Linked DNA regions of Mus musculus: region 1 is linked to region 2. A link is a contact called in ENCODE Hi-C or POLR2A ChIA-PET data. All regions are on one chromosome and are shown on one strand. The core of a region is the stretch at or near the end of the contact, and the rest is flanking DNA. Distances in the headings are between cores, read along the strand shown. Region 1 holds the start of Zbtb1 (zinc finger and BTB domain containing 1). Region 2 holds the start of Sgpp1 (sphingosine-1-phosphate phosphatase 1).

Region 1 (5,844 bases), core at 2,422-4,921, 630 kb before region 2:
TGCAAGCCCCCCCCCCCCAATCTGGAAATTCTCATCAATCTGAGTTATGAGAAGAAAGCATGAGCCTGTGAAGGGGCACAGGCCAGGGTGAGGCACACAGAGCAAGATGCTCCAATGCTGCCTTCACGGTTTTAAACAAGGAATTGATTGTTCGCCCTGATTACCTCTGGGGAGTGGGAGTCAGAGTGACTTTCAGTTTTGTATTTTATGTACTTTAGTATAGTCTGAACTTTTATAAAGAGCATCCGCTTTTATCATTGAAAAGGTATTTCCACTTTGAGAAAAACAGGCATAAATAACTTAACAGACTCACATAAAAAGATGAATGAACAGCAAAGCATTTTCATTATTTTATCACCAGAGGCACTACCACAAGAAACTATCAAAAAATACTTCAGAGACCTAAGTGAACTTCAAGCACATGTTTTACATATTTAACCCTCCCAAGACAAGAGACTGCAGCCTAAAAACATTTATTTTTCTGCATTCTAACACAACTCCCCTCCCCTTTTAGGCAAAGTCTGTGACCTGTCTAGAGAAGAACAGGCCTTTAAAAAAATAAAATAAAAAAGAAGGCAGTGGGCTGGTGAGATGGCTCAGTGGGTAAGAGCACCCGACTGCTCTTCCGAAGGTCCGAAGTTCAAATCCCAGCAACCACATGGTGGCTCACAACCATCCATAACGAGATCTGACGCCCTCTTCTGGAGTGTCTGAAGACAGCTACAGTGTACTTACATATAATAAATAAATAAATCTTTAAAAAAAAAAAAAAAAAAAAAAAAAAAAAAAAGGCAGTAACATTTTTTTCCTGAATGGTGTTACAAGGAACACTGGGCACTTTGAAAAGGCCCCCAATTGTACTGACAAAAGTGGAGGGAGGAGTGTGGAGGAATGAGGAAGCAGAAGGTACAAACATTTGGCAGCTACTATGACATAGAAACACACAGTCCTGAGCAGGACTGGCAGCACAAACCTGTAATCCTAGCACTGTGGCTGCAGAAGCAGGCACATCCCTCAAGAGGTTGAGGCCAGCTTGGTCTACAAGAGTGAGACCCTGCTTCACAAAAACAAAAACCCCACAAGGTCAGAAGGCTGGGGTGGAGGTGCAGGCCCGTTATCCCACCACTAGGTGAGAGGTTGAAGCAGGAGGACCAAAAGCTAAGGCTGGCCCCAGACCAAACAGTGAGACTCTAGCTTTAAAATACAAAACAAAACAAAACAAAAAAACCCCATAAAACAGCCGTCAAGGTGATCCATGCTTTTAATCCTGACATCCAGGAGGCAGAGACAGGTGTATTTCTGCCTTTGAGGCTAGCCTGGTCTACAGAGTGAGTTCCAGGATAGCCAGGGATACACTGAAAAACACTTGTCTGGAAACACCAAAAACCAAGTTACAAGATCAGGAAGCTGTGCTCGTGGCCTGGTTAAAATGGGTTCTTTCCTGACAACGACACAGCAGCAGTGGTGCAAACCAGCAGGCATAATGTTAGGAACTGGAAGAACACAGCCAGCTGGAAAGACTGCTCAACCAGGTCTACTCAACAGCATGAAAACTGAGGCTTTGGGTTTTTAAATTTTAATTTCTAATGATGTGTATGTATGTGGGGGGAGGGGTGTGCACATGAGTACAATTGTTCTAGAGTCCAGAGCTCCCTGGAAATGAAGTTACAGGTAGTTGTGAGCTGCTTGGGATGGGTGCTGGGAGTCAAACTTAGTTCTTCTTGAAGGAAAGGCAAGTGCCCTTCACCCCTGAACTATCTCTCCAGCCCTGAGTTTTGTTTTTTGAAAAAAAGGTCTCGCTATGTATGCCAGGTCCAGGTTAGCCTCAAACTCTTGATCCAACCTCTTGAAGTGCTGGGATTATAGACGTGCACAACCACACCCTATAAAACTTGCTGTCAACGGAGAAATTCTGGTGTTAAAATGAGTGCAAGTGGCTGGAACACAGCACTGTACCGCAGAACTTCTAAGCCTTAACCTTTGGAAAAGCACTGCACTGCACCTCGGCTGCGTTAGGTCCGTCTGTTTCTTTAAGAGGAAGAAACCCCATGCAGCTACCAATGCCACTCAGTATTACTGAGACTTTAGGGGATAGTGATTCAAAAGGGAAGTTTTACAGTTCTAGGCAACTGACCATCCATCCATCATTTGGGCTTCAGCCTCTTGTACCTTCATTCTTTCCATTTCTCCAGATCATATCCATTTGAGGTGACAAAATTCCAGAGAACCTATTTTATACCTTTTAAAAAACATGGTTGCTTTAAAACAGTCATAAGAACTACATCGATTTCCCCAGTCGACTTCAGGGTGCCTCAAACTTCGGCTCAAGAAATTCTAAGTGGTCTTGGAAAGCCTCAGAACAAGCCTATCACCCCAAAATTTAGGATTTCCTGAGGCAGGAGAATTATATCCAAGCGATCCTGGGCTACCTAGCCAGACCTTGTCTCAAAACGGGGTGGGGGTCGGGGGGAAATGCTTGGAACGCTTTGTGGATTCCAGTGTCAAAGGGGAAAATGTTGCCGCAGCGATTCATACTGTACGGAAATACAGTCTGACCAGTGGAGAATCTACATGTACCGTCACAGCGACATTCGATTTGGGAACATGATCACACACATACAAAACCCTATCCCCAGAAAACAAGGACTTTCATTAACCTGTTCTAGACCCGTCCGAGTTGGAAAATGTCTTGTCAAGCCCTCAGATCACGTGGACGAGTGGCTAAGGTGGAAAGGGAGCCTGGGAGCGGCGGCTGAGCCCAGATCCACGCCTGCACGCTTCAGCAGCAAGGACTCCAGATCGCCACCCAACTAGCTCACCGCCTCCACCAGAACTTCTACTTGTAAGCGCCCACCACTGGAGGCAAAAAGCACTTTCTTCTCGGGACTCGGGGGGCGGGGGGGAGGATCTCGTACACAGAAAACCCCCCAAACCCCCGAGACCTACCACTTTGGACCCGAACAAAAAGCGTGTGTGCTGAGGAGCGGGGGTGGGAAAGAGCGAAGCAGGAATCCGCGCGGCCCAGCCGCCTCCTCCCTCGGAGCGCGCCCAAGTCTGCGGCCTCCGGCTCCGGGACGCTCCCCTCCCACCGGCCGCCCAGCCGCAGCTGGAAGTTAGCGAAGCGCGCTCTGGGCCCGTCAATCAAGCGCGGCCTCCCGCCTCCACCTCCCCTCCCCCCACCCCCCCAGCACAAAATAAAATAAAGGGAAAAGAAGTAATTTGGGAAGTCGTCTGGAGAGGGGATTCGTCCGGAACCCGGAGAGGCCGCGCGCACCGGACTGACGGCCGGCCCCGAGCGAAGCCGCTCGGCAGACCCCCGCCACCGGCTCCTCGCCGCGCGCTTTCCACGCTCCGGCTCCCCGCACCGGTCGGCGCCGCCTCGGCCACGCACTCCGCCAGGCCCGTGGCCCAGCTTCGGCCAAAGTTGCGCAAATGGCCCCGACGACTGGCAGCTACTCACCGGGCGCGGTGGGACGCGCGGCTGCGGAGGTTTTATGGAGTTGAGGGCAGCGGAGCCGCTGGGAAGGCGGGCGGAGGCGAGGGGCTGCGGGCTGCAGTTGACGGCGCGCGGCGCTCGGCTGGGCTGCGCCGAGACACTCCGGGCTCTGCCAGGGACTGCGCTGCAACAAAGGACTTCCGCTGCCGCACAGCCGCGCCTGCCGCACCGCACTGAGCCGGCCCCGCTTACGCGGCGACTCCGGGTCTGCCCACCAGTTCGCGGCGGCGTCCGCCAGCCTTCCCCTCCCTCTCGCCCGCCCACCCACTCCGCCGCTGGCGGCTAGGGGCACCCGCGGTCGCCTGTTGGTTGCAACAAGTTTCTGCGTCGGGCCGGGGAGGCTGGCACTGCCCGCAGCGCGGGCGCCCGGGCGGCGGCGGCTGGAGCAGCACTGTCGCCCCTCTCCCCGGAGTCGGCTTGGCCCTCCTCCTGTTTGCACAGCTGGACGCCACTGGGATCCTCCCGACTCCCCCAGGGCTGGATGCCGATCGCCCTCTACCCAGATGTCAGACCCCTGTCCCGCAGGGCCCCGCAGTTGGACCCGCCCCCGCGCTCCACCCTGGACGCCTGGAGGGGGGGGTGACACTCTCGTCCCGTCCAGCCTAAAGCCTGTCCGCTCGGGGTCCTCCGTGCCCCCCGACTCCTCTTCGCGTGGGCCCGCCAGCCTCGGGCCTGAGTCACTTCCCCCGCCATGCCCCGCCCGGCCCGCCTCCCTCCCTGGCTCCCGCCGCATGTGGCTGCCTGCCCCGCGCCCTCGTCCCCCTCCCGCGCCAGACGCCGGTGCATCCTTGCCCGTCCCCACCCAGGGCCGAGGGGGCACCCGTGGTTTTTTTTTGTTTTTTGGGTTTTTTTTTTTTTTTTTTTTTTGCACACGCCGGGGAAAGTTCCCAGGTCACGCCAAGACGTGTGGGGAGCCAGTGACGCTCGAACTTGTCCCCACACTTCCGCCTCCAGTCACGACTGGGGACCGTGGCAGAGGCGCGCCCGGAGCGCGGGGCCGACCCCCGCCTTGGCCACTCGGGCGGGCAGGCAGGCGCGCGCGCACGCACGCACGCACGCAGGCAGGCACGCACACTAGCCGGGGTGCCGCTCGCTTCCCGGCAGTCCGGTCACGTGGGCCGGGCGCGGGAAGCCGCGCGAGAGCAGCCCGCCGGGTGCGTGAGCGGGCGCAGCCGCGTGGTGTGCGCCGCGCGGGAGCCCGCCCCTCCCGCACAGAGAAGCCCGCCCGCCAGTCCGCCGCCGCGGCGGAGTCTGGGTAAGCAACGCGGCCCTGCCCCTGTGGGCTGCTCCGGGCTCAGTCCCTCCCGCCGCGAGCCGCCCGGGCGGCGGCTGCAGCTGCACCCGTCGCGGGACAGATGCAAGTAGCCGGGGAGAGGGGTGCTGTTTTTGGTCCGTTGGAGATGTCAGTCAGGGCCCAAGGAGGACATTAGCAACGGCGAGCGAGTGCTGGGCGCGCGGAGCCGCCCCTGGCCGTGGGCCGCCGGGGCCTAACGCGGGCGGGATGGCGCGCGCGATTGCCGCACAGCCTTAGAGCCCATTCCCGCTGCGGGCCGGGCTCCGAGCGGGCGCAGAAGCCTCAATCCGTCTGTGTCAGCCGGGTCCTGGGCGGCCGCGTCAGGCCTCCAGGCTCTAGCAAGTGGGCGGGTGTCCAGATCGGGCTGCGCAGCCCTCACTCTCCCCTCCCCCATCCAGTTTGTGAGTACCTAGCATCTAGGGCAAGTAGCCCCCTACCCTAATAATTAATTTTTCTCTTAGCCCAGTGGTTTTTCATTTTGAATTCTGGCCCCCATCTTATATCATCGTCTCCCTAGCACTCATTTGGAGGAATCAAGCCGTTATCAGTTGCTTAGGTAACGCACTGCGCTGTACCTGGAACCTGATAGCAGCTAGTGTTGTGTGTTTTATAAATTAACTCCCATCTCCCTCTAAGGGATTAAAGTTGGCCTTCTTCCTCGAGGGACTCCAGCAAGTCCTTCAAAAGCTGCAGAGCTGTCGATTGACAGAATTGAAGTACATCTTAGAATCAGAGTTTTTCAGCTGAAAAGGACCTTAAATATCGAGTCCATCCCTCATTTCACAGCTAACACCCGGCCTAAGAAGCAGAGTGTTGCCCGATCAAAGTTTCTGCACCTTTCATAATTAGCCTCAGGACTGCAGTGCCAGTTTATCCTGCTTTGGACAGTGTATACTCCAGAAGTGATTAAAATTACATCAGGTTTACAGGACTTCTCAAGTTGATAGCCCAGGCTAGTGTAGAAGTAGCAATGGATCTTAGGTCGGGCTCTCACTCGCAGGAACTAAGAGTGTATGCCCCCTGGTCTGGCCACGTGTCTCGGCCTTAGGTTTAG
Region 2 (6,127 bases), core at 1,161-3,660:
GGGGTTAAATTCCTTCTAAATGGAGTACACAGACATTCCCAATTTCCATTGAAATTTCACCAGATTTCTGGAAGTGTTTTTCTTTTCCTTCCAGCAGAGGCTACAGAGCACAGAGTTTTCACAATGTATACAAGACCTAATGACAAGAGTGGCCTTTGTTCAAAGGCTCTACTGGAGGTGGAAGGCACAGGGTCAGAAGAGTAACTACAAAAAGTGCTTGTTCCTGATAGAGAGCCAGTAGGATTTGTGACAGAAATTCAGACAGAAATTAGGAGAACTGGGTTTGAGATACAGAAAAAGAATATACAAGTAAGATGTTAAATAAAAGTTACAGAAGTCACAGAAGACCTTTATTTTAGACAAGGCTCTTGCACTAGGCTCAAAACAAAAACAAACAAAAAAGAACTAACCAAAAACAGACACTCCTTGCTAAAGGTCTGTGCCATAAAACTCAACCTGACTCTATCTCCACTCTATAAGGAGAGTAACTTTGAAATGGCCACTTTCCCCACATTTTATTTTTTGAAAATACTTTAGCCCCTCCTGCTTCAACTTCCCAAGTGCTGGAATTACAGGCAAGCAAAACCATACCCAGTTTGGAGGCATGGATTTTTTTTTTAAGTTCATACATTCATTTTTATTCCTTCAATTATTCAATATTTGTGTTGGGTGCTAAGGATATAGAAATAGAGGGTAGTGTTTCTGAGGCAGAGGCGAGAGGATGCTACAAGTTCGGGATCAGTCTTGTTTATATAGCTAAATTCCAGGGTATCCAGGTTACATAGTTAGACCCTAGGGGTGGAGGGGACATATAAAAAATTATGTGTGATGTCCATCCTGTAACCCTACAATTTGGTGGTCTGGGGTTTCAAGACAAACAAAATACTCAGTTGTAGCAAACACCTGTTAGCTCAGTACTTGAAAATCAGACTTGGTCTCCACAGCAAGTTTCTGGCCAGCATAGCATGTTTTATTATAGATTATTTTTGCCAAATGCTAATAATGGTCTTTATTATTCAGAAACATCAACTAATAACACTACTCTGTGTATGTTCTGCTGGGCCCAAACTCAGAGCTTCCTGCTTGCTGGCTAAGAAGAGACACCCATAGCAAACCATGGTTACTTTGTATACCATTCTTCAGGCCCAGTATTCCTTTTCTCATGCTTGTCTGCTTTCCTAGGCTGTAAACGCTTTTACTTATTTTGATACAGTATCTTGTTATGAAGCCCCAGCTGTCCTCAAACTCCAAATCTTCCCATGTCAGCCTCCAAGCGCTGGGATTCGTCTGTGCTCCCTCAACCTTTCCAACCTCAGCAATTCCAGGGCCAGGGACTCGAGGCAATCCTCTTTATGACTGCAGCAAGTGGAATAGGAGGAGCTGGGAAGCAATCTTTCTTGGGAAATGAAACTATTTCTCATGGCTTACCAGCATGGAGCATTTTCCAGCCTCTTTCTTGGAAGTAGTTCAGTCTTTAATTATAGACATTCGTTTGCCTTGACTGAAAATAACTTCCTGGAATTAAAACTTTGAAATCTTTTAATAAAATCGGATCCATCTAGAAGTTAAAGTCAAGTTTGTGACTTGCAAGACAATCCTGTTAAGATTCTAGTTCAGCCTATCAGATTCCAAGTTCAAACCTGGCATGGTGCCCCAGTAACCCCGAGTCTTGGGGGGCTTCACCAGAAGGATCAACAGTTCAGGGCTAGCCTTAACTACATAGCAAGGCTGAGGCCAATCTCGGCTAAATGATATACCCTGGTTCAAAAACAAAAACAAAACAAAACAAACAACAACAACAAAACAAAAACAAAAACAAAAAAACAAACAAACAAAAAAACAAACCCGAAACTCACAAAAAGAAAACGATAAAAGACAAAACAAAAAATACCCTCAGAATTCTCCACGCTACATTCTCCCACTAACTATGTGTTCTGAGCAATCTTGCTAAGTGCTAGAATTTATTAAGGAAATTTTACACCTAAATTCGCTTAAGAGACGTATGTGATGAGTGACAGTCAGATTTTACTTGGTAGGTGACTGGCTTTTCCTTTGCAGACCACAGCTGTGTCAGCGATCACATACCCAGGCTCTGTCCTGGATTATCTACGGTTTTCTAATCTTGCCACCGCTGGTCAATTGGCACGTGGCTTTCCGGACATCAACCATCCGAGACAGCTCTGAAATTAGTTGCTAATTAATGGCGTGAGTCGGACGATTCCGGTTTCGCGGCGGTTACTTTGCCTCCATTCATCACGCCCCAATTGATTCCAGGCTAATAAAAGCCGCGGGCAGCTCCTGGGTCACCAGCCCTGCCTAGACCCGCACTGTTCTTCGCACAGCAACCAGGAGCACCGGGAGGCGGGGCTTCGGCGACAGCTCCGGGCTGCGCGCGCGGCGCGGGCCTCCGTGAGCGCGCCAGGGGAGGGGCGCGCGGGGCGCAGGGCGCGCGCGGCGGCCGCTGCGGCCTGTTGGCGCGGTCGCCGGCAGCCTCGAGCGAGTCGAGCTAGGCACCGTGGCGGCTGTGGCTGGCGAGGAGCGCGTGGCCGGATCAATTCCCGAGTGGCCCGCGACCATGTCCCTGGGGCAGCGGCTGGCTCTGCTGGCCAGCCGTCTGCAGGAGCCGCAGCGGGTGGCGAGCTTCCAGCGTCTGTGTGGGGTGGAGGTGCCGCTCAGCAGCCCGGCGGCGGACGAGGATGCAGAGACCGAGGTTCGCGGAGCCCCGGGAGAACCCCGGCGACGGGGACGGCAGCCGGGCGCTGAGGACAGCCCCGCCAAGGCGGACTGCTGCGGTGCCCCGAACGGCGTGCGCAACGGGCTGGCGGCCGAGCCGGGCCCGACCGGGCCCCGCCGCGCGGGCTCGCAGCGCCGCAACTCGTTGACGGGCGAGGAGGGCGAGCTGGTCAAAGTGAGCAACTTGCCGCTCTACTACCTGTTCTGCTTAGGCACGGAACTGGGCAACGAGCTCTTCTACATCTTATTCTTCCCCTTCTGGATCTGGAATCTCGACCCCTTTGTGGGCCGGAGGCTGGTGATCATCTGGGTGCTGGTCATGTACCTGGGCCAGTGCACCAAGGACATCATCCGCTGGCCACGGCCGGCCTCGCCGCCTGTCATCAAGCTGGAGGTCTTCTACAACTCGGAATACAGCATGCCCTCCACGCATGCCATGTCAGGCACCGCCATCCCCATCGCCATGTTCCTGCTCACCTATGGCCGCTGGCAGGTACGCTGTGCCCCTCAGCTCCACGGTCGAGTTTCCAGTGCTTTCTGAACTTTCTTTTTCCCCTTTTTTTAAAAATTTGCCTCTTCCCGTCCAAAACCCCAACCCACAGGTTCTCACAGTACCCACGCAGGTCCTGTCAGAGTTCTAGAAAATTAACTGATGACGGTTCTTAAACACTAAACTGTATTTTAATACAGTTGGGTATAGTTTCTTAGACCCCCACCCCCCAAGGAAACACTTTTCGTGCATTGAATCCTTGAGCTTAGACTGAGTTTTTAAACTTAGTTCGTCTGATGCACAGTGGTGATTCAGTGTACTTAAAATGAAACACTTGGTAACTGAGACCCGGTTTCACTGCAATACATGGTGTTTACAATGTAAAATTAAAGAGTGTTTTCAAAACAGTAGTATAATTTCGGCACAGGCACATTCCAAGCACTAAAGTAATGACAGTTAAGAAAAAAAGCCGAAAGGTAAAGGAACAGAATCTAGATGAGTTCGTCGTAAAGGATTGACTGCAGGTCTGTTAAGACACTTCACTTCTGTCTCTGGTCTGGAGAACCAGTTGTTAGTTGCTACACTGTTACTATGGCGGTAACTGTAACCCTGCAGTTATAGGCTTTGCCTTCCGAGGAGCTGGATTGGTTATAATGGCGTTTGACATCGGGGGCAATTTGTCCATCAAGAGTTTTTAATGGTAGTCATTTTTTTAATTTGCCTGCGTTTTGGGGCTTCCCTAATTTGAGCTTCCTAGGGTTTGTTTGCAAGTGATACTTGAGTTTACAATTTAATTATCTTTCACACAGAAGCAAAATATATTTGTCTACTGGTCTTGCTTTATCTGTCTTAAATTGTATGATTTGTTAGTCTTTCGGACCAGACTCTTAAGAATAAAGTGCATCGGTTTTGGAGAATCTAGGAAAACTCATTATCTTTTTTTTTAACTCCCTTTTATTGCACAAGATTGAGAAATGCCAACTGTGCTGTAAAACTCCATTATAGGCTTACTTAACCCACGTTGAGTTTCAGTATGGGTAAATGTTGCCAGTATCATCCCAGGCCCTCTCTACTGTGCAATTCATCTGTTTTACAGTAACAGAAATCAGGCATGGACCCAGGAAGAATGACGGAATTAGGAGGGGAGACTAAGATAGAAAGTTCTTTTCTTATTTAACCCCTGGTGATACATGGTCACATTTGGATTGTAAAAACAGTGTTGCCTGTTTGGGGTGGAAAAAAAATATCTAAAAATTCCCATCTGATCTAATTATTCCAGAAAGTGAGATTGTCAATGTGTTCGGCATGCTGTTTACTGTGACTGTGTGCTGCTGTTTGTCTTACTGATGGGGGACTTTCTACTGTCTCTTCTCTGATGGGCTGCTGCTAACACTGCGGGAGGGGGCAAAGGAGAGGGAGAGAGAGTGAGAGAGAGAGAGTGAGTTGGTTCTGCTCTTTAGTTATTCAGGACACACGCTAACAGGAAGTCTGAAAATAGTTCTGCTGAATTGTTTATGGGGTGTAGCTATCAATATTTTAACATTTCAAGGCCACTTGAATAATCAGGCTAAGCTTGTATTCTAGTTTTTGTTTGGTTGGTTTTTAGGCAGGATCTCACCGTAACTCTGGCTGGCTTGGAACTCACTATGTAGCTCAGGCTGGCCTCAAACAGGAATTATACACAACCTATTGTATTTAATTCAACATTTGCAAATCATACAGGCTTTGAGATTGCAGCCAGGCAGGGTGATAGAAATCATCTAGTCTTAAACAGATCTCTAAGGCAACCATCAACCCACTCTATGTATATAGATTTTTCCTATTGTGAACATTCCATACTGGAGGAACCTTGCACTATCAAGGCTGTTTAACAGGATTTTGTTTTTTCACTTAGCTTTTTTTCTTTTTCTTTTTTTGGGGCTTTTCAAGACAGGGTTTCTCTGTGTAGCCCTGGCTGTCCTGGAACTCCTCACTCTGTAGACCAGGCTGGCCTTGAACTCTCAGAGATTCCCCTACCTCCCAGGTGCTGGGATTAAAGGCATGTGCCAACACCACCTGGCATTCACTTAGCATTTTAAATTCTTTTAACAGTTTCATACATGGGCATACATTATATATATATATATATATATATATATATATATATATAGTTTACCTTCCCAGCAGCCTATTAAAGATCATGTTGTAGTATATGCCCAGGACTTGGTTCTTTTTTATTGGTGACTAGTGTTTCATTGGATGCATTTTTTTCTCCATCAGTTGGTGGCCATTTGGGTTTTTGTTTGCTTATTGATTAATTGGTTGATTGTGTAGTGTTGATTGTGTAGTCTAGCTGGCCTGGAATTCAGTATAGAGGAGGCCACTCCTAAACCTGTAATCTTTTTTTATTAGCCTCTCAAGTGCTGTGATTACAGGCAGGTATGTCTCAGTATGCTTGGGTTGGCATACTTCTATTTTACTTCTTAAAAGGATTTATTTTATTTGTGTTTATGTGTGTTAGTATGTGTGTGTATACACATGTGTGGGTACGTATGTGTGTGTGTGTGTGCATACAAGGGTGTACTCAGGTGCCCATTGGTGATCAGAAAGGAGCATCAGGTTCCCTGGAGTTGCATTTATCTGAACGCCGTGATTTAGATGCGGGCCCTCTGCTGGAGCAGCTAGTTCTCTTCATTGCTGAGCCATCTCTCTGGCCCCAGTGATGGATGATCAGGGCTGGAGAGGTGGCTCAGCGGTTAAGAGCACTGACTGCTCTCCAGAGGGCCTGAGTTCAATTCCCAGCAACCACATGGTGGCTCACAAACATCTGTAATGAGATCGGATGCTCTCTTCTGGAGTGTCTGAAGACAGCTACAGTGTGTTTATAATATAATAAATAAATAAATCTTTAAAAAAATAAAATCA

What was found. Hi-C counts contacts between places; a loop is a spot of excess contacts on that map. ChIA-PET counts read pairs that join two places held with the same protein, here RNA polymerase II (POLR2A).
Region 1: a loop to region 2 is called in a map of T-helper 17 cell, with 6 times the contacts of the local background. The contact joins the promoter of Zbtb1 here to the promoter of Sgpp1 in region 2. A Hi-C loop is called at or near these places in 2 of 37 maps with a recorded cell type or tissue (T-helper 17 cell and v-Abl transformed pro-B cells). POLR2A ChIA-PET finds 5 or more read pairs at or near these places in 1 of 5 experiments (embryonic stem cell).

The regions. Positions count from the first base shown.
Region 1 is chr12:76,368,347-76,374,190 of GRCm38, reverse strand. It overlaps Zbtb1 (zinc finger and BTB domain containing 1), which reads right to left and starts at 3,671. Exons shown (of 2, transcript NM_178744.3): 1 at 3,461-3,671. Zbtb25 (zinc finger and BTB domain containing 25) reads left to right here and starts at 4,631. Exons shown (of 3, transcript NM_028356.2): 1 at 4,631-4,751.
Region 2 is chr12:75,732,012-75,738,138 of GRCm38, reverse strand. Sgpp1 (sphingosine-1-phosphate phosphatase 1) reads left to right here and starts at 2,410. Exons shown (of 3, transcript NM_030750.3): 1 at 2,410-3,226. The coding sequence starts at 2,576.